Regions from separate parts of the Homo sapiens genome. Here all the other regions are linked to region 2. Evidence: chromatin loops called from intact Hi-C (ENCODE). Cell type or tissue: heart right ventricle. All regions are shown on one strand. Links, peaks and the distances in the headings refer to the core of each region. The heading gives the core; the rest is flanking DNA.

The links. A loop is a pair of places that touch in the nucleus more often than their neighbours do. Peaks named below come from ENCODE experiments on the same cell type or tissue, not always from the same donor. Only the 100,000 strongest peaks of a DNase experiment are listed, where the experiment ranks them.
Region 1: it touches region 2 in a loop (2.9-fold over the local background); 3 of 110 quality-filtered maps call a loop at or near these places.
Region 3: a loop joins it to region 2, with 4 times the contacts of the local background. A loop is called at or near these places in 5 of 110 quality-filtered maps.
Region 4: it touches region 2 in a loop (5-fold over the local background); 35 of 110 quality-filtered maps call a loop at or near these places.
Region 5: a loop joins it to region 2, with 3.0 times the contacts of the local background. A loop is called at or near these places in 23 of 110 quality-filtered maps.

Annotation. Positions count from the first base shown.
Region 1 is chr12:20,275,151-20,281,525 of GRCh38, reverse strand. No RefSeq gene overlaps it. Among named protein-coding and RNA genes, the nearest start is that of PDE3A, 90 kb to the left of the region's middle. In heart right ventricle, for the core only: a CTCF peak has its summit at 3,160; no DNase peak of the experiment used is centred there; H3K4me3 peaks cover 473 bases.
Region 2 is chr12:19,913,157-19,919,531 of GRCh38, reverse strand. No RefSeq gene overlaps it. Among named protein-coding and RNA genes, the nearest start is that of LINC02398, 98 kb to the left of the region's middle. In heart right ventricle, for the core only: a CTCF peak has its summit at 3,679; no DNase peak of the experiment used is centred there; H3K27ac peaks cover 787 bases.
Region 3 is chr12:20,622,134-20,627,133 of GRCh38, reverse strand. The region is part of intron 5 of PDE3A (phosphodiesterase 3A); the gene reads right to left. Among named protein-coding and RNA genes, the nearest start is that of SLCO1C1, 71 kb to the left of the region's middle. In heart right ventricle, for the core only: a CTCF peak has its summit at 2,204 (motif pointing right); no DNase peak of the experiment used is centred there; H3K27ac peaks cover 392 bases.
Region 4 is chr12:20,374,703-20,379,702 of GRCh38, reverse strand. All of the region lies in intron 1 of PDE3A (phosphodiesterase 3A), which reads right to left. Among named protein-coding and RNA genes, the nearest start is that of PDE3A-AS1, 6.9 kb to the right of the region's middle. RefSeq lists a silencer at 4,614-4,908. In heart right ventricle, for the core only: a CTCF peak has its summit at 2,510; no DNase peak of the experiment used is centred there; H3K4me3 peaks cover 4,923 bases; H3K27ac peaks cover 5,000 bases.
Region 5 is chr12:20,612,207-20,617,206 of GRCh38, reverse strand. It overlaps PDE3A (phosphodiesterase 3A), which reads right to left. Exons shown (of 16, transcript NM_000921.5): 3 at 3,507-3,764; 4 at 823-977. Among named protein-coding and RNA genes, the nearest start is that of SLCO1C1, 81 kb to the left of the region's middle. In heart right ventricle, for the core only: no CTCF peak of the experiment used is centred there; no DNase peak of the experiment used is centred there; H3K27ac peaks cover 440 bases.

The DNA.
Region 1 (6,375 bases), core at 614-5,613, 360 kb before region 2:
CTGACTTGGAAATATCTTGACTTAGCATGTGTTATTAAAAGAGGAGACACAAAAGATTTTGGTGGAGTGTTATAAAAATATTTTCCCATTTATTTTGCCCAAACCAACTGCACTCTTTTGAAAAGATGTATAATAAAAATTAATTTTGTGAATTTATGTAAAACATATGCTTTGGTGTTTTATGTTAGACCTTTATTTCAAACATACATTAGAAAATAGGCAAATAAATGTAGTCCATGGGTCTTCAGTTATAGTAAGTAAATCTGAACTCTCCTTTTGGGGTTCCCACTTCATTCGTGAATTCAGTAGATATTATCCCACTTCATTTTTCTCTGCCTTCATTGCTACTTCTTTAGGCTCTTCCTTTTAAAATGCCCCTTCCTTGGTCACTACTACACTTTTTTAAACTAAATAAAAACTAGGCAATATCTTCCCAAGGGGAGATTTATGGTCAGAAAGTTTCCAGAGTTCTATGATTATAAGACTCTCCCATCTTTTTCTCAAGGTTCCACTGTTAGTGGTGTCTATATAACACAGTGTTTAGAAAATTCAGGCAAAGTAAAGGAACGTGTCTTGATTGGCTTCAGAAAAACTTTCCTTGAATTCATTTTTCCTTTTACTTGCTGTGGTCTGGAAGAAATTACTGTAGTTTCCTTGTACGTGTCAGATTGGAAGTGTTGCTTTCTCTAACATTAAATTTAAAATCTTTGTATCTGTTAAGAAAACATAAATGAGGGGTCTGTTGGCTAAGGAAGCTGTTACAGCTCCAAAACTAACCAAAAATATTGAGCAAGCCGCCTTAGGAAATGCCTGCAGTTGCGTATCTTGATGATGTCATCACCACATAAAGTCTAGGCCAAAGCTTCAAAGGTTAGATAAAACTGATCAGAATTTGGAAGGACAGACTCCTAATAACCAAAGCCCAAAAAGATTGATTCACCAACAAAAAGAACAATTAATTAATTTTGTGTAGGAATAATGAGAGAAAGGGCTGTTTTTATTCCTTTTATCTTATTGAAATGAAGTTCTTGTATTTCTCTTTGCAAAAGGAATATAGAACATTGTTGTTATTGAGGCTGAATTTTGTGCCCCCTTATACAGACCCACATGTTAAAGTCCTAACTTTCAGTATCTCAGAATGTGACTGTATTTGGAGATAAGGTCTTTAAGAGGAAATAAGGTAAAATTAGGTCATTTGAATGGGCTCTAATGTAATGTGACTAATATCCTTATATGAAGAGAAAATTTGGGCACAGATGCATACAGACAGCAGGACATGTGAAGACAATGGGGAAAAGACAGCCATCCATAAGCCAAGGAAAGAGGCCTCAGAAGAAACCAACCTTGCTAATATCTTGATCTTGGACTTCCAGACTCTAGAATTATGAAAAAATAAATTTCTGTTGTTTAAGCCACCCATACTGTGGTACTTTGTTATGGAAGTCCTAGAAAATTAATATAATTGTGGTTAAAAAAATACTTAAAAGAGGAATGAAGACAATAAAAGATACATATCATCTCCCTAAAAGTTGCTGTTACAGCATTGAAATATGCCCTTTTACCTATTTTATTGTGTGTGTGTGTATATATATACACACTATATATATATAGTGTGTATATATATATAGTGTATATATATATATAGTGTATATATATATATATAGTGTGTATATATATATATATATATATATATATATATATATATATCTCACTAGTTCCATGTTAGTAGAATGCCTTTAATAGCTGGATAATATTTCATTGCATTATTTTCCCTTTTATTATTTAGCCAAGCCCTTAGTATTCAACATTTAGGATGTTTTCAACAGTTTTACTCCTATAAACAGCCTTCAATTGAAATCCCAGTTCTACAACTTTACTAACTCTGTGGATTTAGATAATTCAATTAGCAATAAGTTTGGGGAAAAAGTTTATTTAAAAGTTGGACTATCAGTTTTGAACTATGCAAGCAAAATACCTTAGCAGAGTTTAGGGTTTTTTTCCTTAGAAATGCATTTTTTTACTGTTGGATTAAAATCTTTAGCAAGTCATTAGCACTATTTCATGCATCTGGGTCATGTTGATAATATTCTTTGCCAAAGTCTGATTGCTTGTACATTATTTCAGGATGTACATCTTACTTTGTATTTCAGACTCCTCGACACTCACAAATTTAAAACAGCATTTGATAGGTAAATTAATTGGCATTTCAGTGGAGGCTTAATTAAAAGTTTTCCTTGGATGTAGTATTCTAATAATATATGACCACTTACTCAACTTAACCTTCAAATTTGGGCTGGGATCACAGGCATATACATTAGCATAAGTTAAATATGTTCAAGTTCTTTTTTCCCATTAGCAAAAAGATCAGCCAATAAAAGAGAGAATGATAAATGAAGAAACCTTACAAGTATTTAAAACACTCATTGAGGTGTTAGTATTAAAAATTGTCATCACATTTTTAAATAGCTTTGGCTCAGCTATTATACAATTGAAGAGATGTTTTATTTTATCTTAATTTGGAAATTACTTGAATCAGGTACAATTTTATCTCATTCTCCTATAGCAAAACTGTGCCTTAGTTACTTTTGTGTAACCAGAAAAAAAATATATGTATATCAGCTGCATATTCTGTGAAGTCTGTTCAAAAGACACGAATGATTTTTTTCTATGTATTTTCTTGTTTAATAAAACTCAGCCTTTTGGTCTTTGAAGAGGATAAAAGCAAGTACTAGAGAGCTTGCTTTTTTTTTTTTTTTTGAGATGGAGTCTCGGAGAGCTCACCTTCTTCAACTATTTAGGAAGATTGTGGTGTTTGATGTCACATCGAAAGCAAGGAAACCCCCAAGCAGGCTGAATGCTTCCTTTCAGAAATTAAGTTTGAACATTAGTCAATCTCAAGATGAACTGTTATCAGTCTCAAGGTGAACTGTTGTAGGTGCTTATGAACTCAGAAAATAGGCTTTGGTCGGGCTTGAAAAAAAAGCTAGAAACAAGTGCATAGCTCAGAATTCTCCCCAACACATTTGGCACAAAACACAATTAATAATATTAATGGAACATATTTTGATTGATTTCTAATTTTTACATAATAAAACATGCTATTGAAGTCAGAGCAAAGTTCAAAATAGTGTAATACAAAGATTCAAGTTAATTACCCTCGTCACTAGGCGTCGCTTATCACAGAGCTTAACTCAGCTTTGCTCTTGCCTGCAAAGTTGCAGCAGAATTTTTGTTTTACTCTTTCTAATTATGATACATGCTCTTTGCAAAAAAACAAAATTCAGAAAATTCAAAATGCAGATAGGAGAAAGTAAAAATTATGAAAATGCCACTACCCAGAGGAAACTTCCATTCACATGTTGGGAAAAATCTCACTATGCATATATGTAAATATAGGCATAGGCATACAATCTTTTATAAATAGAATAGCAGTGAGGTTAAAAATGTAGGCTTTGCAGGCTTACCTACTTCACAGGGTATTATGATAAGTAAATTAATTAATAAACAAAGAATTGTGCCTGGAACATAGTAAATGCTCCAAAATATTTATTATTATCACTTATAGATTTATAAGGGCCAAGGACCACAAGTTTGCAACCCCTGGGCTAAATCTTCAAAAGAAACTTCGATAAAACTTTATATATAAAATTCGAAATGTTTTGTCAGCCAATATGAGTTGGATTAAAGATAATGATCACTTGCCTTTGGGGATAAAGGGAATGAGTTGATGAGAAAAACCAAAGAAATATATGTAGGTCATTGTCGCTAGTTTTTATTTGGGGCAAGAGTAAAGAGGAAGGTTGGTTCTTGGGTGCTCATTCCATTTTATAAAAAATACAATAAATTTTAACAAAACAAATAACATCCCTAACATCCTTTATTGAGGTCCTGTGCTTTTAACCTACCACTACACTGTGGATAGTGAATCATAATGATAATCAATAAGACAACAATAGTAATAATCCTTAATAGGAAACAGTAATTAATACCTTACTCTGTGGCAGGCATTTGTTATTAGCACTTTGCATACACTAATTTCAGTCTCACAATAATCTTTTGAAGTGGAAAATATATACCCTAATTTTAAAACGAGAAAATTTTAAAATACTTATCATACAGTACTGTGACAGCTTGAACAGCTTAGCAGAACTGGTCCCCTGTGAAATTAGTGAAAGTTATAAAAACTCAATCATTTGAAATCTCTGCAAATTGTCCTAAAAGAATACAACAACTGAATAAACATCTATCTAAGAAAATCTACAAAATCCTGTAAAAAAGTGGGAGTCAGGTGCATTTCAACCAAGACCACTCCCTCTCTCCTTCCTCCCAGCTCAGCAAGCCAAAAACTCCGCTTCAATCTGGTGCAGCGAAGAGCACAGGGCCTTCTTCCAGGGAGGAGTAGGATGTCAGCTTTTCTCATCTTGCCCCCAGCTACCTGTTGCTGAGGCTAAGTTCCTGGTGAGTGTTGTTATGAGGTGAGGGTTGTCTTCTAATGCCCAGCTCCCACTCATGTAATGGAGGTCCTAACCTTGAGTGCAGTGCCAATGGGAACACTGGGACACTATCACCTCGCTCTAGTTCATAAGGTTGTGGTTCCATGACAGAAGAAGCAAGCTGAGAAGAAAGGCTACTGCCTGCCTGCCACCTCCACGTAGTACTCAACTTGTAAAGAGAGGGTGTCAGCCAGAGAGAATTAATTGTGCCATTGTCCTCACCTCCTGCTCTAGAGCCCTTGACCAGAAGTTTTGCCCAAGCAAGAGGTAGGCCACAAAGCAGATAGCTACTAGTCTCTTCCCAAAGGAATTGACTTCATTTGTAACAATCTGAAAATGAAATTAAGAAAATTTCATTTACAGTAACATCATAAAGAATAAATGCTTAGACTAAATTAAATACAATAAATGCAAATCGTATACTCTAAAAATAATAAAACATTGTTGAAAATTTAAGAAGCTCTAAATAAGTGGGAAAAACCCATGATTATGAATTAGAAGGCTTAATACTGTTAAGATGGCAATATTTCTCAAATTAATCTACAGATCTAATGCAATTCTTGTCAGAATCTCACCAGACTTCTTTGCAGAAACTGACAAGCTAATTCTAAAGTTCATATGGAATTGCAGAGGACACAGAATAGCTAAAACAAACCTGAAAAAAGAGGAGAAAAGTAGGAAACTTCACACTTGAGTATTACAAAATTACTATAAAGCAACAGAAATCTAGACTGTGTGACACTAATACAAGAATAGATGTATAGTTTAATGGAATATAATTGAGAGTCCAGAAATAAAATCATGTGTCATTAGTCAATAGATTTTGACAAGGGTTCCAAGACCATTGAATGGGAAAAGAATAGTCTTTTCAACAAATGGTGCTAGGAACAACTGAATAGCCACATGCAAAATAATAAACTTGGGTCCTTACCTAATATCATCTATAAAAATTAACTTAAAATTTGTTATAAACCTAGATATAAGACTTAAAACTATAAAACTCTTAGAAGAAAACATAGGAGTAAATCTTCATGACCTTGGATTTGGCAAAGGATTCTTAGATATGATATGAGCAACAAAGAAAAAACATAGATAATTTTGACTTTATCAAAATGTAAAACTTTTGTGCTTCAAAGGACACCATCAAGAAAGTGAAAAGGCAACCCACAGAATGACAGGAAATATTTTGCAAATTATGTATTTGACAAGGGATTTGTATTCAGAATATATAAAGGACTTTTATAACTCAATAATAAAAAGACAAATAACTAAAAAATGAGCAAAGGATCTAAATAGACATTTCTCTAAGGAAGATATAACAATGATCAATAACCACATGAAAAGATGCTAGCTTTTGCCATCATTGGTCATCAGGCAAATGCAAATCAAAATCACAGTTGTAAAGTGACAGATACCAGATACCACTTACAACCACTATAATGGCTAGAATAAAAAATTTAGATAATAAATGTTAGGACATGAAGGAATTGAAAACCTTCACACTGCTAGTGGGAATGCAAAATAGTGTAAAATGTTTTGGAAAATAGCCTGAAAATTCCTTGAATGATTAAACTAGAGTTAGCAAATGACTCAGCAATTCTACTCCTAGGTATATTCCCAAGAGAAATGAAAACATATGTACATACACACACACACACACACACACACACACACACACACACACACACACTTGCACATGTTTATAGCAGCATTGTTTATATGAGCCAAAAAATTGAAGCAACCCAAATGTCCATCAACAGATGTATAGAAAAAAATGAAATATTATTAAACCCTAAAAAGAAATGAAGTGTTGATACACACTGCAACACAGATGAACCTTGAAAATATTATGCTAAGTGAAAGAAATCAGTCATAAAAGACC
Region 2 (6,375 bases), core at 588-5,587:
AGCCTATTCAAAATACAATCTTGGTTTCTTAAGAAATCTGCAGAATTTTCTGGTCTTGGTAGTTGCTTAGCACTCTAATCTCTGTATTTGCTGACCATACTATAAGGTGACATAAACTAAGTATATTAGTTTATACTCTTGTTATATCTTTGTAAATGAACCGGGCCAAAGACCAGGTTTTTTTTTTTTTTTTTTTGGAGATCAAGAATTATTTTTAGAGATTATTTATGATTATAATGTGGGACTGCTAAGGAAAAAAATATCCAAAATTTGGAAAAAGGCAAAAGGATGACTACATTTTCTTTCAAGTCATGCACACACACGTGTAGCACACACATTCAAAGATTATTCAATTCTCTAAATTATTTGCCTCTGTTTGATTTACAATTTACTATTGATTAGGGTATTTTACCACTCAATGAGGGTAGATGTTGACTTGTAGAAAAACTTATAATGTTCATGTATATGAATGCTTGTGATTTTTGCACATTGATTTTGTATCCTGAGACTTTGCTGAAGTTGCTTATCAGCTGAAGAAGCTTTTGGGCTGAGACAATGGGGTTTTCTAGATATAGGATCATGTCATCTGCAAACAGAGACAGTTTTGACTTCCTCTCTTCGTATTTGAATACTCTTTATTTCTTTCTCTTGCCTGATTGCCCTGGCCAGAACTTTCAATACTATGTTGAATAGGAGTGGTGAAAGAGGGCATCCTTGTCTTGTGCCGGTTTTCAAAGGGAACGCTTCCAGCTTTTGCCCATTCATTATGATATTGACTATGGGTTTGTCATAAAAGCTCTTATTATTTTGAGGTGTGTTCCATCAAAACCCAGTTTACTGACAGTTTTTAACATGAAGGGATGTTGAATTTTATCGAAGGCCTTTTCTGTGTCTATTGAGATAATCATGTGGTTTTTGTCCTTAGTTCTGTTTATGTGATGAATTATGTTTACTGATTTGCCTGTGTTGAACCAGGCTTTCATCCCTGGAATGAAGCCAACTTGATCCTGGTGGATACGCTTTTTGATGTGCTGCTGGATTTGATTTGCCAGTATTTTATTGAGGATTTTTGCATCAGTGTTCATCAGGGATATTGATGTGAAGTTTTTTTGTTGTTTCTCTGCCAGGTTTTAGTATCAGGATGATGCTGGCCTCATAAAATGAGTTAGGGAGAAGTCCCTAGGCGATGGGTTGACAGGTACAACAAACCATCATGGCACATGTTTACCTATGTTACAAACCTGTACGTTCTGCACTTGTATCCTGGAACTTAAAATAATTTTTTTAAGAAAACTTATAATGATGCAAATGATTCTTGACAAATAACAATGAAAATAAATTTTGTCTCCTAGAGATTAGTAGAGATGTTATATAGTAAATCCAAATGACTCCTGTCAGGTAAAAAAAAAAAAAAGATAACTCCCAATATTATATTTACTTGCTCTAGAGGACATTGACTAGATTGTACCTAACTTAGCAATCTTTCATTCAATATTTATTCTTTCAGTGACTACACTTGTTCTCTAGTATACTCCTTTGAACCAGATTTATCACACTTAGGGCTAATTAAAAAGGTAAATCTTTAATGTGCTCACTTAAAAAAACTGTGTAGAAATACCCAAATCCTATATTAGTATCAGGCATACTATCTCTCCTTAAGGATCTCATGGAGACATAAAGGAGCAAAGGCAAAATCAAACAACACTTTATTGATATTGGCACAGCCTGAAACCCCAACGTGGAGCTCTATGTTAATTGGATTCAAGAATTAAAGAGTGATTTTTCCTTCTACCTAGCCCCAAATCTAAATTTTATGATCAGGCAGCTACCCCAGATTTTTTAAATGAGGAGAGTAAGGTGGGTGGCCAGACTGCCCTATGGATCAGCCTGCCTGCCAGCCACTTGGAAGAAAGAGAGAAGAAAGGGTCATATCCATAGGTAACCTTTAAACGAGTATCAACCCTTTGGCAAATGTGGCCTAATCAGCATCCTGAAATTTGATAAATCAAATTAGCCACAAAATCCTTTTTATTGTGGTGGCAAGGATTAGGAGAGGGGCTGGGCCTTGAGTTAGCTAATCCCCTAGATAGATGCCTATCTTCCACAGCAAAATGGATGTGAAAATAACCTGGGATAGGTTATCATCTAGCTGGAGAGGCCAGACTTTGAACATTAAGTAGTGTTAAACTAAATTTGGCCTGAGGATGTGAGTCCTTTCATAACAAACTGCAGCCTCACTTAGCACATAAACTAACAGAAGACCTAATTTAGGAGTACTCCTGTAACAATACCTGAGTCTCAGCCAGTGACAACAGCTGAGCTTCACTTAATTGCAGGTGGACAACTGATCAGATCTTGTTCAAATAAGGCAAACACCGAGTTGTAACCAGGAGAGCTATCTCTGCATCTTACTTCCTCCTCTGTTTATTAATGCTGCCTGACCACACTGTGGACTGGAGCTCTCCGAACCTGTTCTCGTTTTGAGGGTTGTGGGTTCAGGAATTATTCTTTGCTCAATTAAGCTCTGATAAATTTAATTTGATGAAAGTTTTTCTTTTAACAATAGTAAGACAAGAGCTATCAATACAGATGTTCTAGGGTAAAGGAAGGAAATATTACTATGGACCGGGGTGTTGTAAATGAAATTTGATGGGCAAAATGCAAGATTTTTTTTTTTTTTGGAAAGAAGCAAATACAGGAAAATCCAGGAACGCTTTGGGGTTCTAGGGAGTGGGAGAGTACAGATTCTATCCTGAGATACCAATTTTAATTCTTAAGAAAGAAGAGAGACTTTAATAGAAATTCATGCATATTTAAATAAAATATAAAAAGATGATGGGGGGAGGGGAGAGTCAGTGCAGCAGGACCAGAGGCACAATGCTAAGTTCTAACACACACTGACATCACTGCAATACCCTGGAATAAAGGAAGCCCTAGCTTCCAGCAGTCGGGACTTCTCTCTCTGCAAGCATAGCCTCAAAGCACCTCTGATGGATGGCTCCCAAGACATTTCATTGCTTGAAGTTCAGCAAGTTTGAATTACCCTCTAGACATCAACATTAACTTCACAGGTACTCATTGTTAATCTCCTACTAAAATAAATTGGATTGGATGAAAGAAAATAAAGGGATATGAGGTGGAAGAAGGATGTGTTTGGTTGGGAAAAAGAAAAGAGGGTGTTACAGAGGCTCAACTCCAGACTGATCAAACAATGAAGCTTGGTATGAGCACAGAACCTGCAGTGGAAAAGCCAGTCCTGGCTATGCCACTAGCTGTCTTGGACAAGCCATTTAACCACTCTGATCTTGTTTCCATATCTGTAAAATCAGAGAATTAAATCAAGAGAAATGATCTCCTAGCTTCCTCCGACTCTAATATTTTAAACTTTAATTGTGAGCACAAGAAATTAAATTTAACAGTAGACAAACAATAGAAAAGGAAAGGGACTCAATTTCACAGAAGTAAATCAGCAACAATCACTGGTTCTAACCCCTTTACAAAACCTTTCAGTTGTTTACTTTCTGAATAGAAATCAAGCATATTAGAGAATGAGACAATCACAGTCCTATTCACAATACTGAAACAAACATAAAAAGAACCTCAAGGACAACAACAAAAACACATGGTCATTGTTTTATTAATGAGATGCTGCCTCCTGCAGTACAAGGTCAACATAACACTTAAGCTTCAAATGTTTGCTCACAGCCAGACCATTTTATTTTAGTAGTCTTGCTTTGGGGAAGGTTTTTTTGTATGTTTTTTGTTGTCTTTTTTTAATTAGGGTGATGGGAGAAAAATGGGATAGCGCTTTTAAAAATTGCAGTCATTTGAAGGAAAATGCTTTCTGACTAATTATGCAAGTGTCTCTGAGAGTTGGTTGCCTTCACACGTTCTCTGGAGCCTGGCTTTCTTCTCTGTGCTTTGTGCCACCTGGTTTGCAGCTGAACAAAGAACAATCCTCTCCCTTTTGCATTAGTCTTGCTTGAAGAGTTCATAAGAAAACAGTGATACCAATTGTGGCAGGCTCTTGAGAAAGTGTAATTACACAGAAACAAATAGGGTATGTGTTAGCCTAAATATGTCTGGAGTGATTTATTATACTTGTTACAGTTCAATAAGTTTTTGTCTTTGATGTGGGGGTTTTCACTGAGGAAAATGTATGGCAAATTCTAACAGTAAAATCAGCATTACAAGAGCATGAACTCTGGATCCAGACTGCCTGGGTTTGAAATCCAGCTCTGGCCCTTACCAGCTATGTGACCTGGATTAAGTTACTTAAACTCTCTGTGCCTATTTCCTCAGCAATGAAATAGGAATAATAGTAAAACTTATATTCTTGTTGAATGAGTTAATATTTATAAAGCCCTTAAAACGGCATGTAGTCAGTGCTACGTAAGTATTGACTAGCACTGTATAAATATTTGTTCAAGAAACTCAGAGGGGGATGAATGAAGACCTAAATTCTTACTTTTTAAAATATTTTTCCTTTCATAACCAGCAATCATGTCTCTTTTTTGCATCTCTCTATCTTTAATAATTGTTATCTTTTTCCTATCCTTTTTTTCTCAGATTATTCTTTCTTGTTTTCCCACCATTACGGAGAAAGTAAGAATCAAAGTATCATAGAGCAGGAAAGTATTTCTAATGGGGTTTAGTCCTTTCATCCACAAGGAAAAAGAACTGAAACCTAAAGAGTTTAATTGACATGTCTAGGGTCAAATAAGCTGATAAATGGCTGCTTCCTATCAGACATTCGAAAACTCCTTCCTCTCCAAAACCCACTATTTCTGATACTGAACTTACAATTATTGCCCACCTCTCTTCTCTCTCTCTACCATACCTTACTCCAGCATAGGACTGGGGACTGAGTATCTTGCTCAACTGCATTCTTAATTACCTTTCTAATCTGGTTACTTGAATTCCCTTTTGCTGGCATACATAACGTGCCCACAGTTCTGGAACAAAAATGAAGACACGTGATAGGAGTTTTTTTTTATTTTTTTGTGCATAATATGTAAATTAACATACATAAAATGAGTTAGGAAAGCATAAAATTTAAATCACAGATGATTTTGCATTTGGAGAATTAACTTTATTTAAAAGAATGAAGTTGCATGAAATTCATACTGTTCTAAAATTCAGATGTGTACTCTCCTGTACGGGAGGAAAAAGTGGCTTCCCTCCACACTTCTGGATTGTTTGGGCAAAAAGTTAAATTAACATAAGGCAGATTAACAAGAGAAAAACCATTTAAATTACCTACATAGCATATGGGAGTTCCACAAAATGTAAGACTTGAAGAAGGGTCAGATGATTGAAGCTTATCTAGCATACTGAGCTATAGAAAGTAATAGGAACTTGAAGCTGCTAATGGGGAGGAAGGATGAGGACCACAGAAGTTATGGAAAGATGAGAAGAGGAAATGTATAATGAATAAAGGTTGTCCTATTATGCATAATAATAAATAAAAGGTCTCTCAGAGCAGCCCTCCTTTAGATATAGATATTTTTACTAATGTAGATTTCCTTCATGGATATAAATTTATTATCACACAAATTTTCAGTGTTAACAGCTTTTCAGGGGTACTCCTCTCGTGTCTGCAGTTCTCCGCTTAAAGTATGCCAGAGTAGTATATTTTGAGGTGGCATATGTTTCTTATGGTCATATTTTGGGATGATGTGTCCTGAGCCCCAACTATCCCATATGTACAGGCGTATACTGCATACAATTTTAAAAACATGCATATTCAAGCCTCTAGAAGCTTATTGCTTCCCATGTTGTGTTCTTTCAGTCACCGGGCAATGGGACCTAGGACCACCAAGGTATATACACTGGCACAATTTAATTATCATCATCATTTATTGAGTAACTACTATCTGCAAAGATTTGGTGATACATTAAATTGAAAAAAAGAAAAAAGGCCCAGCAGTGTAGCTCACAGTTTAGTGGAGAAAACAAAACAAACAAACAAAAAAAGACAATCAAATCGGTTAACTTAAAATGAAGAAAAACACACAAAAGTATTGGGGCCTCAGATAAGAGTTAAAAGTAGAGCAAAAGGTATAATTGGGAGTTGGGAGTCTAGTTGGGAGAGATATAAATAATTAATAAATAAATACACATAATTACCAATTGAGACTACCACTGTGAAGTAAAATATCTGGGTATGAAAATGAATGAGAAAAATAAACAGGTGGAGGCTAATTGATTTGGTGTATCTAGGAAAGTTTCTCCTGGAAGTGACCTGCAGCTGAAACCTGAACAGCGAGTGGAGTGAAAAGTGCTCTAGGCAGAACAGCATGAGTGCAAAGTCCTGATTCAGTAAAGGGCTCAGTGCTCCTGAGCTTTGGAAGGAGGCCAGCTGTGTTTGCTGGT
Region 3 (5,000 bases), core at 1-5,000, 710 kb before region 2:
GTTCAAAGCCCATGAGAACATTGTCCATTTCTGTCTTGACACCCTGTTTTTTCTGAAGGCAATTTATGAGAAGAGTGATTTTTTCATTGCTAAGTTTTAGTAGCTGCCAGCTGATTGCTTCAGATACATGCAATTCACTCTCAAACACACATTTTAAAATTCACACAACCATTAGAGTTCTTGGAACTCACGGATTAACTAAATTTAAACAAACAAGCAGATTTTAAGACATCAAATTTACTGCCTGGGATGAAATTTAAAATAAACCTGTAAGAGAGAAGCTCTGCTTCTATAGTGTTTGTCTACATATTTTGAACACTTTTAAAAGCATAACTCGGCTAGGCGCGGTGGCTCATGCCTGTAATCCTAGCACTTTGGGAGGCCGAGGAGGGCAGATCACTTGAGGTCAGGAGTTCGAGACCAGCCTGGCCAACATGGTGAAACCCCATCTCTACTAAAAATACAAAAATTAGCCTGATGTGGTGGTGCATGCCTGCAATCCCACTACTCAGGAGGCTGAGGCAGGAGAATTGCTTGAACCCAGGAGGCAGAGGTTGCAGTGAGCTGAGATCCCACCACTGCTGCACCCCAGCCTGGGCGACAGAGCAAGAATCCATCTCACAAAAAATACATAAATAAATAAATATAAAAAAAGTGTAACTCTTGGCAACAATCATGAGAAGCATGGATATTTCTATTCTGCAGGTGAGAAGCTAAAGTTATAAAAGTATAAGTTCTCTTTTTTTTTTTCCAAAGCCAAACTACTATTTTTCCTAGTGTGCATTATCTTAGTTTACTTAAAGTTTAAAAACAGAAAGAATTAGGATGTGCATGCATATTTTGAAGACCGTATCGGTCTTCAAAAAGATAGGGAGATAAATGCAGATAATAACCAAATTTTCTTTATAGAAAGGATAAACTATAAATAAATTATTTCAGATACAGAAAGAGGACAGTCTAAGGAATAGGGATGAATAACCTTTGGAAGTTTTTAAAATTTTCTAAAATGCTTTCAATGTAATCATGTCTAAAGTTAGAGGGATGACCGTTAAAACCTTTGAAAATCTCATCTAATTTTACATCGCACACTCACACATTTACACACTCACCCATGAGTGAAGAGATTCCGATAAACATGCATTCTCTCAAGTATATTAATGTTTATCTTCACTTCATATTTGAGTAATTTTAGCAGATTCCAGGAAGAAGACATAGCTCATGAAATATAAATTTTTGAATGATTCAAACTGTCCTAATGTGAAATACTTAAAATCAAAACATTTAAAAACAAAAAATTAAAAATATAATTTTAAAAATAAAGTCTAAAATGCCAACTCCTTTGAGTAATTCGGCCTTTAATTCCTTGTTCCTGAGGGCATGAGAAAATGTGTGTCAAGACACAAGGAATTTTGGGCAATCAAAGAGAGAAAATAAACAATACTACAGGGGAATTATTTAAGTGAATCCATCTGTTTTGTGCTATAAAACTCTCTCAGTTTAATTTTAATGGAACAAAAAAGGAACCAGCTTGTCTGATAAAGACATCTCTTTTTTTCCATGCCCAGGTGAAAATGGATAGCCCGAATATTTTTTCCAAAGCAGAAATTGCATCTAAAGAGAATGCCAAAGAAGAAGAATCACAATACCATGATTAAAGTTCTCTATATTTTCAAATTTTGTATAGGAAAAACAGAGTCTAGATTATAGGTGTAGAGATATCTCTTATCACTGCAGTCGGCAGCCAAACTTACAAGAATCCGGGAAAGGACTACTGCAAATACAGTAACGATAAATTCAAGGAATTTTTAAAGCAGAATAATATCATGGTAGCTCCACAATGTCAGTGACTCATACTAGAAGAGCAAAATTGAAAATACAAATTATATTTGAATCTCCTGCTTTTAAGCTTTTATTAAAGGAGTCCTATGTGATTTCGTTCATTTATTTTATATTAGTAACTGCATAATAATTTGTGTTTCAGCTATTTAAAATTAACATTGATTGACTGAACTAGAGGACACGCTGTTTACTTGATTTGCGCAAAGAACAGATTTCATTAGCCCTCTCTGGAAACAGGGTATTTATCTTTCTGTATGCCTCTTCTTACTTCATACTCGCTTTCCCTCCGCCTCATTGCCTATTGCTGCTACATGTTTCCTCAGACTCTCTTCACATTTCATTTGATTCCATTTGCTTACACTCTTTGCCACGAGGGGGCTCTTCCCAGCTTCTTTCCATGGAGTTTATGGAAAACCAGGATGCATCACAGTCAACTGCATCAAACATGTCACAACCACTTAGCTCCATCAACCCAAACAGGGAAGCAAGGATTTTAAAGCAGAAGGGCCCATCTGATTAGGGAGGGTTGTAATCTCTTTAGGCTCTCTGATTCTTGATAGATGTGTTTGTCTCTTTTGGCTGAACTTTAGGAATTTAATTAGTTGGATTCAGCATGCCTGGGATATAGGTTATTTTATAAACTTTTAGCTGTGCTGTGACAGCTGTCTAAAGATGCCACAATGCAAAATCCACTCCAAAATGATCATGATAGAAATGCCTTATGCACTTGATGGCAAGAATGGAAGGGGGCTCTTGCTATGCCTGTGGCTCTCATTCCTACCACCTGCCCATGTGGTATCTTATGTGGACATTCCTTCCCTTTTACATTTTGCTCCTTTGCTCTTTCTTCTAGAGTGAAGTCATACAAACTGGGGATCAGGACACAGGAATATGAGGCTGTTCCATCACTTGATCTGATATTTCCAGGGTCTGCCCTAACCATAATTTTCAGCTTCTTGATCTTATCATGTTGGTTATTCAATATTTTTTATGTTATTACTTAACCGAAGAAACAGGAAGAGAAAACCAAACCCTTCCATTATCTTGTACCCACCCAAGGACAGAACCCAAAATATCCTAGTTTTAAATTATGACAATTTGTCATCCTCATTTTTTTCTAGTATGAAGTCATTAGGACAAAAGAAAGTATTCAGGATTAATTGCATGACCCAGAGAAAGCAAATTACTTAACCTTCTTTTCCCTCAGTTTCCTCATCTGAACCCCCTTTTTGAGCTACACATGGATTTAGAACACTTAAATTTATATTTCATCTCTTGAATTACGTATTATTACTGTCTGAAATTTTAGTTCTGTCCTTAAAAAATCTTATAAAAACTATTCACAAATCTGGAAATACTATTATTTATGAATTTAATGTTTGTTTGGATTGACCCATGGTTTTCAGATTTGTTTAACATTTTCATTAGATCTCAAACTTTCTCTTCTTCTTCTTCTTTCTAGAATACATCCATCATAAATTCTTTCTAGAATACATCCATCATAAATTCTTTCTAGAATACATCCATCATATATTCTTTCTAGAATATATCCATCATATATTCTTTCTAGAATATATCCATCATATATTCTTTCTAGAATATATCCATCATATATTCTTTCTAGAATATATCCATCATATATTCTTTCTAGAATATATCCATCATAAATTCCTTTAGTAAAGATTTGGCGGGTGGTAAAGTTTTGACTTCTTTCAAATTGTCTTTAGTTCACTCCTATTCTTGTAAGATGCATCTGCCAGGCACAAAATTTTAGGTTACCATATTGTTTCAGAAATTTGAAGAAAATATTCTGCTGTGTTCTGACTGCCAGTATTTCTGACAACTCTGCTCTCAGCCTGACTGCCTTTTCTGAAAAGGAAATTTGTCTTTTCTCTGGTAGACCTTAGGATTTTTGTTTGTGTATATCTTTGGTGTTGTGTAGTTTCACTATTTTGTATCTACGTGTGAGTTTCTTTCCATTTACTAGGCTTCACCTAAGTATTTTTTGTCTTCTATCTGCTACTAAAACTATGATTACATATATCATGTACATTAGACTCATTTTTCTATATCTCCTAAAATCTATTATACTTCCCAATTCTTCATCTGTGTTGCTTTCTGGATAATTTCTTCCGATCTTTCTCTACCCAGTTTAATAATTCTTTCTTCAGTAGTCTACTATGCTATTTAATATTTCCTTGACTACATTTCCAAAAGTTACATTTAGCTGCTCTGCAGTTATGTCTTTTCTCATTGCTATTATTTTTCCTTAAATATGTAAATTTTTAAATTAAATTTTAATTTAAATATTTTAACCCTTTTACAGATCTAGAAAGTTATATTTTTGTTTCTGTTAACTCAAACTCATGGTGTTTCTTTGTGCAATTAGTGATCCTGGTTGTAAGCTCCATGTTTGAATCTGATCTGATAAAATCTCATGGCCCTTAACTGGTGATGCTTCCCTTCCAAAAGTATCCATATATATTTTTGTAGGGAGCCAAGGGGTCCTACATACCTAAAATCACTTTAGCACCCCTTTAAGAGTCTTGGGTTTAATGTGGAATTCTCAAATGCAGTTTCTCTACCTTGCTGGGGTCCCAGATGATTCTCCTTATTACTGAGCAAATCCGTATTTGCCTTCAGGAATATCTCAATTTAAGTATTTGCCTACATTAGCCTACATTGCCTGGCCCTGATGAAAGCTCAATTTTATTAGCAGGTCAATAATGACTTCTAAGTGACAAAATTTAATGAACATTTCTAAAGAGCAGAGAGGACCAGATTAGTTGTTGGAAAAGTAGATTACCTTAATGGTCTATTTTACTGATGTAATTCCAATAAAATGGTACAAAAAAGCTATCGAGGCAAAGCACACAATTCTGAGGGACTAGGTTCCCATAAAGAAGAGAACCTCAGAAAGGTGAGCCAAAATCCTGCAAATTGTTCTTGCCTTCATAGCATGATTTACTGACTATTGGCATGGAGTAAGAAGTGAAGGATCCAGACAGAGGGGTGCAGCTATTTGGGAGGCAAGCCAGCAGAGCTTCTAGCAATGTCATGAGGCTGGTGACATAAAAATTGGAGTTTGGGGTTGCCATGGAAGCCAGAACTTGAATGTTTCATATCTCAGTGGGAAGTGGGCAGTTTTCCTTTTAACCATT
Region 4 (5,000 bases), core at 1-5,000, 460 kb before region 2:
CAACTTAGTCACTACCTCAACCTCAGGAGAATGGGGAGATAAATATTTCAGGTTAAAAGTCTTTTATTTCTTTTTCATCCATTTTTCCTACCATCCAGCCAGCACTTACAATAAGCAAGACACTGGGCCAGAATTTTCTAAATGAAATGCTTATGGCTGAGAAAAGGAAGCTACAAAAATTTGATTCCTTTTATAATAAAAATTGTCTTAATCTGAATCTGACTTCCTTAGTTCCTGAGACTAGAAAGCAAATTCTCAATACAGCATAAGCAGTTCAGCAGGCTCTCTCCCTTCCAAACTTCCTGAGAGACTGCTGCTGAGGCTGGACCCTGAAATAATAACTCCCAAACAAGGGGATGTTTCATATCACGAGGACAAACACTGCTCACTAAAGAGCATTTCTGAAGTGGATCTCTAAAATACGATAAAAATAAAAACTATTTCATTTATTTGTGTTCATGCTAGCTTAAAAATGGGCTAAGGATGCTGATTCCACATAGCTGTATAACTGTTGCCACAGAATTAAACATTACCCACTGAATAATATCTCTATGACTTCAAACTTCCATTAGGTCTCTTTAAGTGGTTTATACCTGGAGAGGAGGAAACACTTGCCACAGACATAGCATAAATATTCAGTTATTTAAACTTACTTCACAAGATGGAAAATTTTTACTAAAATCCTATTAAACCAAAACCACAAGATTCTTGCATAAAATTATTTCAATATTCTAACAAGGTACTGGGAGAGACAGAATGGCATTCCTTAAAATTTTAAACACATTCGGAGGGAGAAGACTCTATTAGGTAAAAAGAAAATGAAATGAAAGAAAATGTGCATGTAGATAGAGATGGAGAACAGAAAAAGACTGACCAAAAAAAAAAGTACCAGAACAACCTCTATATTAATTTAAATCAACTTCAAAATTAGCCAGAGCTAACAGTGACTAGTTACATTCAAGTATAAACTCTTTCAAGAAACAGATGTGTGTTACAATGACATTTCATTCTTCAGCTAGCTTCTTCAAGAACTCTAAATTAAGTCAGCTTTTACCAGAAGCGAGCCAGCATCCACATTATTTCATTTTGTCCAAATGTGCTTCTTTGTATACCATGATTCTATTGCCTTTTGATCTTTTTAGAATTTCTAGTAAGTGAAAATCTATGTATCTATGATATAAAATCTGTCTATATTAATCTGCAGTGTAAAAATAAGTAATATACCCTGTCCCAATCACTAAAAGCATCACACACAGATATAAACGTTATACACATAATAAATGTATTTTTAAAAGTTAATCTATATATCTATATATAAAGTAAAATGCCATATATAATTTTCTCTTTATTTCTTGATGTAGAATTGGAATTACGGCTATTGTTAACGAATTCATAGAGTATAAGGAAAGGTGATGGAGAGGACATGACATTAAACATTTCCAGACTTTTTCATCTGAAATCAGTTTGAAATTGCAAACCGGAGTGAACTCAGAAAATGGCTCCAAAACTCACCTAATCTAAATTCCTACTTTAAAAATTCCACACTATCAAAATCTCCAATCTGCTCTATACACAGAATGAACCATTTTCATTGTGTTTCCATGAAAGTGGTATTTATATAAACAGTAGTGAAAAGTTAGCCCTTTACAGACACTGTTACAATTTTCATCCATTAAAGCTAGGAGCAGGCTTGTGACTTTTAGTTTCCTAAGTTACAAAGATAATGACCTACAAACATAAGCACTTTCATTTCTAAAGAGACATTAGATAACCCAATTATAGACTAATCATCATGAACATGTGTTGTGTTTACAGTGTATCCATAAGCAATCCCTGTTACATACCAAACTCCTAAAGGCAAATTCATAATTAACTGGAAATATTGATACTGTGTTATAAATCAGGTTAATATAAAGGTCTTTTATTAAGGAACTCTGCTAAATCTCCCCCTCCGATGAAAATAATCATATTTTAAAATAAATGCAATAATGAGAAATGAAGAAAAAAGGGCAAATAGACTTGGCAACTATTAGAGTGGTACAAAAATGAGCTATCAAGATTACACATATAATTTTAAAGACTGTATATTGTTATTAAATCTACAAAGACTTTTCATTATAACTGAAGAGGTGACATTAGTATCTCAAATATTACAAATCTTTAAAAATATAGAGCTGCACTGTCCAATATGGTAGCCATTAGCCACCTGTGTCTATTTAATACTTGAAATGGGGCTAGGCCAAACTGAAATGTGCTTTAAGTGTAAAACACACACAAGATATTTAGACTCACAAAAAAACAGAATGCAAAATATTTCATTTTTTTTACACCGATTACATGTTGACATGCTATGCTGGGTTAAATAAAGCATATTATTATAATTCATTTCATCTGTTTCTTGGGTGTGTATGGCCTCTAGAAAATGTAAAATCAAATGTATGGCTTGTGTTGTATTTCTACTGGACAGTGCTTATCTATAATGTTTATAGGACTGTTTTCATCAAAGCCACTGGGTGACACTGTTTCTTCACTAAATTGATACAACCAAAGCAATTTTCTGCCAGGGGAAAATCACACATGCACACACACAAATCATAAATGCACATACAGGTACACACATGCACATGCACATACACACACTTCAGCAAACAATATGTGCCCCCTGTAACCAGTCATCTTCTCAGGAGGAAAGAACATGAGTGCCCTTAATGTAATATTATTATTATGTTAGCAGGACTGGCTATACTTGAAAGCTTTAATAATCATTCACAGATTCCTAAATAACAAATGACAGCTCTAATCAAATCAAAAACACAGACATTGCTTAGTTTGTGACTTCTCTCAAATAGCTTTCCATCTTCGAAATGGTAATGTTCTTCATGACCTCCTCTGATATTATACCCTATTTACTTATATTTTAATGAAATTCTAAGGAAACACTGCAAAATAACAGGTGAAAAAAATTACCAGCTGTTTTTGCTAATGAAGAAATGCCTTAACAATCTGCAGATTATGCTTTGCCTTGAATTTGGAAATCCTGAACATACAAAAATAAACATATTGAAAATCTAAAATAAAAATATTCAATATTTAAGCCACTGCTAAATACTTTTGTTTGATAAGACTCCACAAAGTTAGACTTTTCAGTGCAACTGATATTCATTTACGTGACAAAGTCAAGAATAATTCATTCCAGAGGCTACCTGGTATTAACAAGTTTTGTGTTATTTACACATCTGACACTCAATCTGATTATTCAGTCTTCTAATGCTGAATGAGAATTTAGAGTTGGCTCCATGGGAAAAATTACAAATGATACCCAGGGTTAAAGTTAGCAGCCTGACTCCTTTCCTACTGTTTCCTCAGTAGCACAGTCAAGTCAAAGAGGAAATGGACAAAAGCCATCTTGCCTTGGGCTATCTTCACACATATAGCTAACTCTCAGTTTCCTTCTCTCTAAAATCAGACTAATTGTAGTCTACTAACTACAGCCTTTTCAGAATTAAGCATTTAAAATATCAGTGCAACCAGCTATTTACAGTCATAAACTAACTCGACATAAATACAATCAATCAGTGTACTATTTTGAAGTGTAACATGTCCTAAATGAAATATTATTTTACCTTTGTTTCAGAGCAGACTGTAAAGGTACACCAAAGTAATTTCCATTTTCAAAAACATTCTCCATGTCTTCAAAATGTAAAGTTGCTTAAAATCTAAGCCATTTATGTTTAACCATCTATGTGTTGAGGACCTTCTGAAAACCTATGACACTAAGACTTTTTGCTCCTAAGAATGAACAAATGAAGTTCTGCATACAATTTCAGAGAGGAGATGAATGAGTCCTGGAGCCAGGTTAAAAACCTGCTCCAAGTTATTATATGCATTTCTCCATTATCTAAGATATTTCACTGTGACTTCCCTTTTTCTTATGTTCACTTCTCATTAATCTCACTAGGCTCTAAACTTTGCAGAGACAAATGCTGTGTCACATCTATCTGTATATTATTTTTGATTTTTAGCACAAGGACTAATGCACAGATAAAATGTGTTGATTTGAGACCTGGTAGGTTGATTGATCAAAGGCCTTTATGGATAATGGGTAACATTAGCTATGGGTAGCATCTTCTTTTAAAACAGTGGTATACATTCACAATGAACAGGTATGGTCAACTAATATTTTTTACGATTGTCATACAACACATCTTCCTCTAAACTACAACTCAGGCACATCTGTTAGACTTTTTTCTCAGTGATCAAATCTGTATATTTTATATCAATAACAGCACAAACATACATTCTCAGTTCAAAGTTAAAACAATTCCATAGTAGCCTTACTAAAAAAACAAACAACAACAAAAAATCTCCTTTAATAAAAAATACTACCTATCATGAAAGTATATATAGGTAATTACCAAAAGGATTCAAGTTTCTATATAAAGGAATTATCTTCATTTGAACATTAATGGAACACATCTTTAGGTGCAAGAATAGGAGACTGGACTTTCTGAGGGTCTTCAGAATTATTTCACAGAGGTTCATTAAACACATGAATGCAGAATATAAGCATAATATTTTTTAATCTCAATTTGAGGGTTTTTTTAAGAAGATATAAACACCACACAGAAATGGAGCAGGAAGACTCCACTGAAGAGGAGACATATGGCAGCTAAGTAAACAATTCACCATAAACCTGTAGGGTTATGCATCACTTCCGGGAGCATAAGACATTTCCCCATCGCCCAATGCAAAGGCATGATACAATAGTTGCATTGATTATCTTCACACATCCAGGACAGTATAACTCACAACAATAACTCTTTCTCAAAAACACAACTCCTATCCTAATCCCAAAATAAACTCTTTCTTTTGATAGATAAAATAACACACGTTTTCAATGAAGTCAACATTGACTCTACTGGGCTGACTGACACAAACCATATTAATGGAAAAATCTTAAAATATATAGGCATACTTCTAATTTTGAGGTTTATAAACAT
Region 5 (5,000 bases), core at 1-5,000, 700 kb before region 2:
AAATTACTTCTGATATTGCTGTCATATAATACGACATAGATGTGGATATTTTTTCATTCATTAGGTCATTGATAAAACTTATACATGTGTTTCAAAAACCTGAAATCATACGGTAAATGTTCTCACAATTAATGAATTTGAATAAAGTAAGATAAGTATAATATTTTTATTCTAAATAGAAAAGGACACAGTATCTCCCTCTAAATGCACTTTCCTTAGCTATTTTCTTCAAGATTCTTTTTAGATGTTAATATAACCTTTTCTTTAGTTTTGATAATTCTGGCTTTTAAGTTGCTTTCAAAAATTGGAATTAATATCCTCAGAAAAGTTTAAATTACCAAATGTTTGAACATATCTAGGTGTTCTTAGGATGATCTACTTTTGATTTGCTCTTTTGTCTTTTGTACAACGCTAAGACAGCTGGTCTTGTGGGAGGCTAATGACTGGGCTGGGGGATCTCATATCAAATGCAAATGTCAAGTTGTATGCTTTTGATTTAAGGGTCTCGGTATGAATCTCAATGTAGATAAAATTACCTACCTTTATCCTGGGCTTAACCCTTCCCATCTAAGGTCACAATGGCAGAGATCACATCAAGTCACTCTTTCCACTTATATATAAGGCCACACAACAGATGTTAAGCCTAATTATCTGATGTTAACCCCTATACTGCTCTGCATTTGAACCATGTACCCTTTCCATCTTCAAAGCTGACCTCCAACCAAATGTAATTGGTTAGCCTTCCTTCTCCTGTAATTTATAACTCATTTTTGGCAAGTAACTTCTCTAAGAGACATTAAACCAGCAGGAGCCGTATGCCACCTGGATGAAGGTGCTTCCTGCAGTTTGATGCTGGTGCTGCGGTCTCTCCGTACTGGTGCAGGCTCCAAGGTGGGTAGACCTGTGGCCGAGGTGGTGGTGGTCCAAGTGGAAGAAACTCGTCTCAACAAGCCAGGAGGCAAACTCCTTCTCAGGCGCTAGGAAAGAGACTTGACTTCATTACCCAGAATATTTTATATCTCTTAAATTTTATGTAATATAATAGAAGGAAACAAGCTTTTAATTAGAAGTGAATTGACTAAATTACATTGGTTTAATATCACCTATCTATCTAAAATTTGAGTGCTCAGAAATTTAATAAAAGACTCTCTGGCCAAAATGAATGCATATTATAAAAATAAGCAGTCAGGCGTAGTGGCTCACGCCTGTAATTCCAGCACTTTGGGAGGCCAAGGCGGGTGGATCATCTGAGGTCAGGAGTTTGAGACCAACCTGGCCAACATGGTGAAACCCCGTCTACCAAAAATACAAAAATTAGCTGGGCGTGGTGGTGGGTGCCTGTAATCTCAGTTGCTCGGGAGGCTGAGGCAGGAGAGTCACTTGAGACTGGGAGGCGGAGGTTGCAGTGAGCTGAGATCACACCACTGCACTCCAGCCTGGGTGACAAGAGCAGAAGTCTGTCTAATAAATAAATAAATAAATACATAACCAACCTTTTAGGGTCTTTATTTCAATGCTTATACAAATATGTGATTATAGGAGTGAGAGTCAATTGCCTCTGGGATAATTTTATAGTTATATTTATTCAACAGGATTTACACACCTATACACACATATTAGTTATTATGAGAAGTTCTTCCTCAAAAGTCACTTGTTTGGGGGCATGAATTAATTTATATCACCTTGCACCACAGTCATACCCCCAAGTATTATTGACTTTATTATCTTCATTCACAAATGAAAGGAGCTCAAGTCTTTCATAAAATGCACCACTTCTCTTATGATTAATGTAACTTAGACAACAGAGATATGGGTAATGTCATCAGTGTCAACTCCTCTTAATAGGAGACGCTGCTGGCCAACCTGCTGTTCCCCTTCTTATTTCTTCTCCCACCATATCCTAAACAGGACATGTAGCATCATCTGCACTGAGACAAGAGTCTGGGATCACTAGGATGAGCACCAACACTCTAAAGTGGTTCTTGACCTTAAAAGTTAAACTGGGCCAGGCGCAGTGGCTCACGCCTGTAATTCCAACACTTTGGGAGGCCAAGGCGGGTGGATCACTTGAGGTCACGAGGAGTTTGAGACCAGCCTGGCCAACATGCAGTGAGCGAAAATCACGCCACTGCACTCCAGCCTGAGCAACAGAGTAAGACTCCGTCTCAAAAAAAAAAAAAAAAAAAAAAAGAAAGAGAGAAAGAAAGAAAAAAAGAAAAGAAAAAGTTAAACCGAAGGTCTTTTTCCTATAACTTCAGCAACAGTCATAACACACAGAACCACAACCCACTTTTATCTGCGGCTAATCACTCCTAATAAACCAACCACATAGGCATAGTTCACAAAGACATTCTGCTCTTCCAAAGAAGGTAAAAAATTTTGAGAAGTGAATTATATGTCACCTTGGGATTTAAGAATAGCTCTGATATTAAATAGTTTCCAGTGTCTCTTAAACATCTGAATGTGCATCTTAGAAGGTAATTCAGTTGGAAGAGAAAACTCAAACACTCTTAAATACCAGATTTCTTGCCTTAAATCTGTCACTAACCTCAGGTCTAATTTGAGACCTGAAGGAACCAGTTAATCTCTCTCTCCATTTCCTTACTATCATATTATACTTAGGTATATCTTTATCAGGGAATTTCATATTGGAAGGAAACTATGTAAATATGTTATTGACAAAGTTATGAAGATCACATTCCTGAGAGAAGAGACTCACAACAGCAGAAGCACAGATGTTACTGACTGACCACCAGCTCAAAGGGATAGCTGATTGTTTACTAAATAAATAACTGTGCTGAATATACCAGAGACCACTGACACTGATTTGTCTTTAATATGACTTATTTTTAATTAATATTGAGATCTAAACTGGGTGAGGATCCTCCTACAATTTACTTTCATAAAACTCATGCCATATATGTAAAAAGAATGTTTGTGTAATTTCTTCCTTTTACATATAAAATATATATTTATAGAAATCACTAAGGATATATTTTACTTTAAATAATCTATAATTGACTAAAACTGTTCTGGGTTCAAAACTGTGTATTGGAAAGTCAGGAGGGTATTTTGAAGTATATCATTCAAGAGAATCAAAGAGTAAAGAACCTTTAGCTTTAGGAGTCAATGAATTTTAAACAGAATCTGCACTAGAAAGGAGCAAGGATTTCTGCCTTCTTTGTTTTGTTGTTGTTGTTGCAATATCCTTATCACCTTAGAAAAGCGCCTGGCATATAGAAGAGAAAACGTTTTGCAAGTAACATGAAAGATTAAATAAAAGAGGTAACATAAAAAGATAAATTTTCTATGTATAGAAAACTATCAAGTATAAGGACAGAAGTCTTTATGTTTAAATATTTATTACTTCTGTCACCACGATCAACACATTTTGCCTGAGTCACTGATATGAATCTGCAGATGGAGTTGAGGTGACAGGAAGGAGACCTAGAAGACAATTAAAAAAAATAGTTTAACCCTTTAAGGGGTATGTCATTACTACCTACCTTTGGAATAGCAAGCTTGTCTTTTTCAGAGCTCTCTTCAGAGTCAGAACAGGTATAGTTTTCACTGAGCGAAGTGACGGGATTCACTCTGGGCTTGTGAATGGCCTGGAAGGTGAGCTGTGTGCTGAGCAAGTTGCTCACGGCTCTCAAGGATGTGCACACGTTTGGTGGAAGAGAAGGGTCTGCCAGGAGGTCGGTAATGAGGCCGTGGGCCTCGCCCATGACGGCGATGTCCACAGTAATACTGGTTCCTGAAGACTGAGACACAAACCAAGACAAGATCAGGCAAGAAAAGGCCTGAATCTGAAGGCACAAAGCATTAATTTGGACTTTTTCACTAAGAAATGAATTGGGCTGATTCTTTAGGATTTCAGTACAGTAAAATTCACACCACCTATTTCAAATTCTGCTAAAATGTGCCCTAGCTGCCACCCTTTTTTGCATTTGTGGCCCATTTTTTAATGCTAGAACTTGGGGAGGGTCAAGCATATTTGAAGAAATTAAAAAGATGAACACTAGTTTTTAAAAGGCAAAAAGTTTCAGAGATCTGGGGAAGAAAAACTTCATATCACTCCTTATGAAGAGCTCAACATTTTACATCTATGTTCTTTAGGAATTTCACTCCAAAAGTAACATTAATATACCATAAAATGTTATTTTTAGTAATATTTTAATGTGACACTTGAACCTGGTGTTTATTCAATGAATATTTTTGCTAATGGTAGTTATTCAATGAATGTTATTCGAGATAGACACAAAAAAACTCCATTTGTGTGCTAGTTCACAATCTGTCTCTCTTCCTGTTGTTGGTTGGAATAGAAATTTCAGTTCTGGGATTCTGTGGCACATCTGTCATATTCTGCCAAACTGCCTATCAGAGCAGAGTCATTACTCTGTCCTCACAGCAGAAACGAAGAGCACAAAACACAGAGGCCATATATATTTACTTATATAAGTAACTATATTACTTACATATAGTTTATTACTTATATAAGTAACTATATTACTTATATATAGTTACTTATATAAGTAACTATATTACTTATATATAGTTACTTATATAAGTAACTATATTACTTATATATAGTTACTTATATAAGTAAGTAAATAAACTCCAAAGAGAGAAAAAACAGAAGTATAAAGTTGTACGATTAAAAGAAAATATGAGGGACTATTTTATAATCTTGAAATTATAACCTTTAAAAATAATATGAATTCATAGACTGCCAAGGATATTCCTAATGTATCTGACTAAATGAAGATAAAAACTTCTACATAAGAAAATATACCATAAGCAAAGGAGGAAATGGTCTGTGAGAAAATGTTTGCCACACAGAGAAGATAAAACATATCCAAACAGAGAGCTTCTAAAAAATCACTAAAGGACAAAATTGAAAAAGGAAGTGAATAGGCAATTCAAACAAAATGTAAATAACCAATATATATATATAAAGCCACTTATGTCCACTATAATTAAATTGCAAATCAACATAA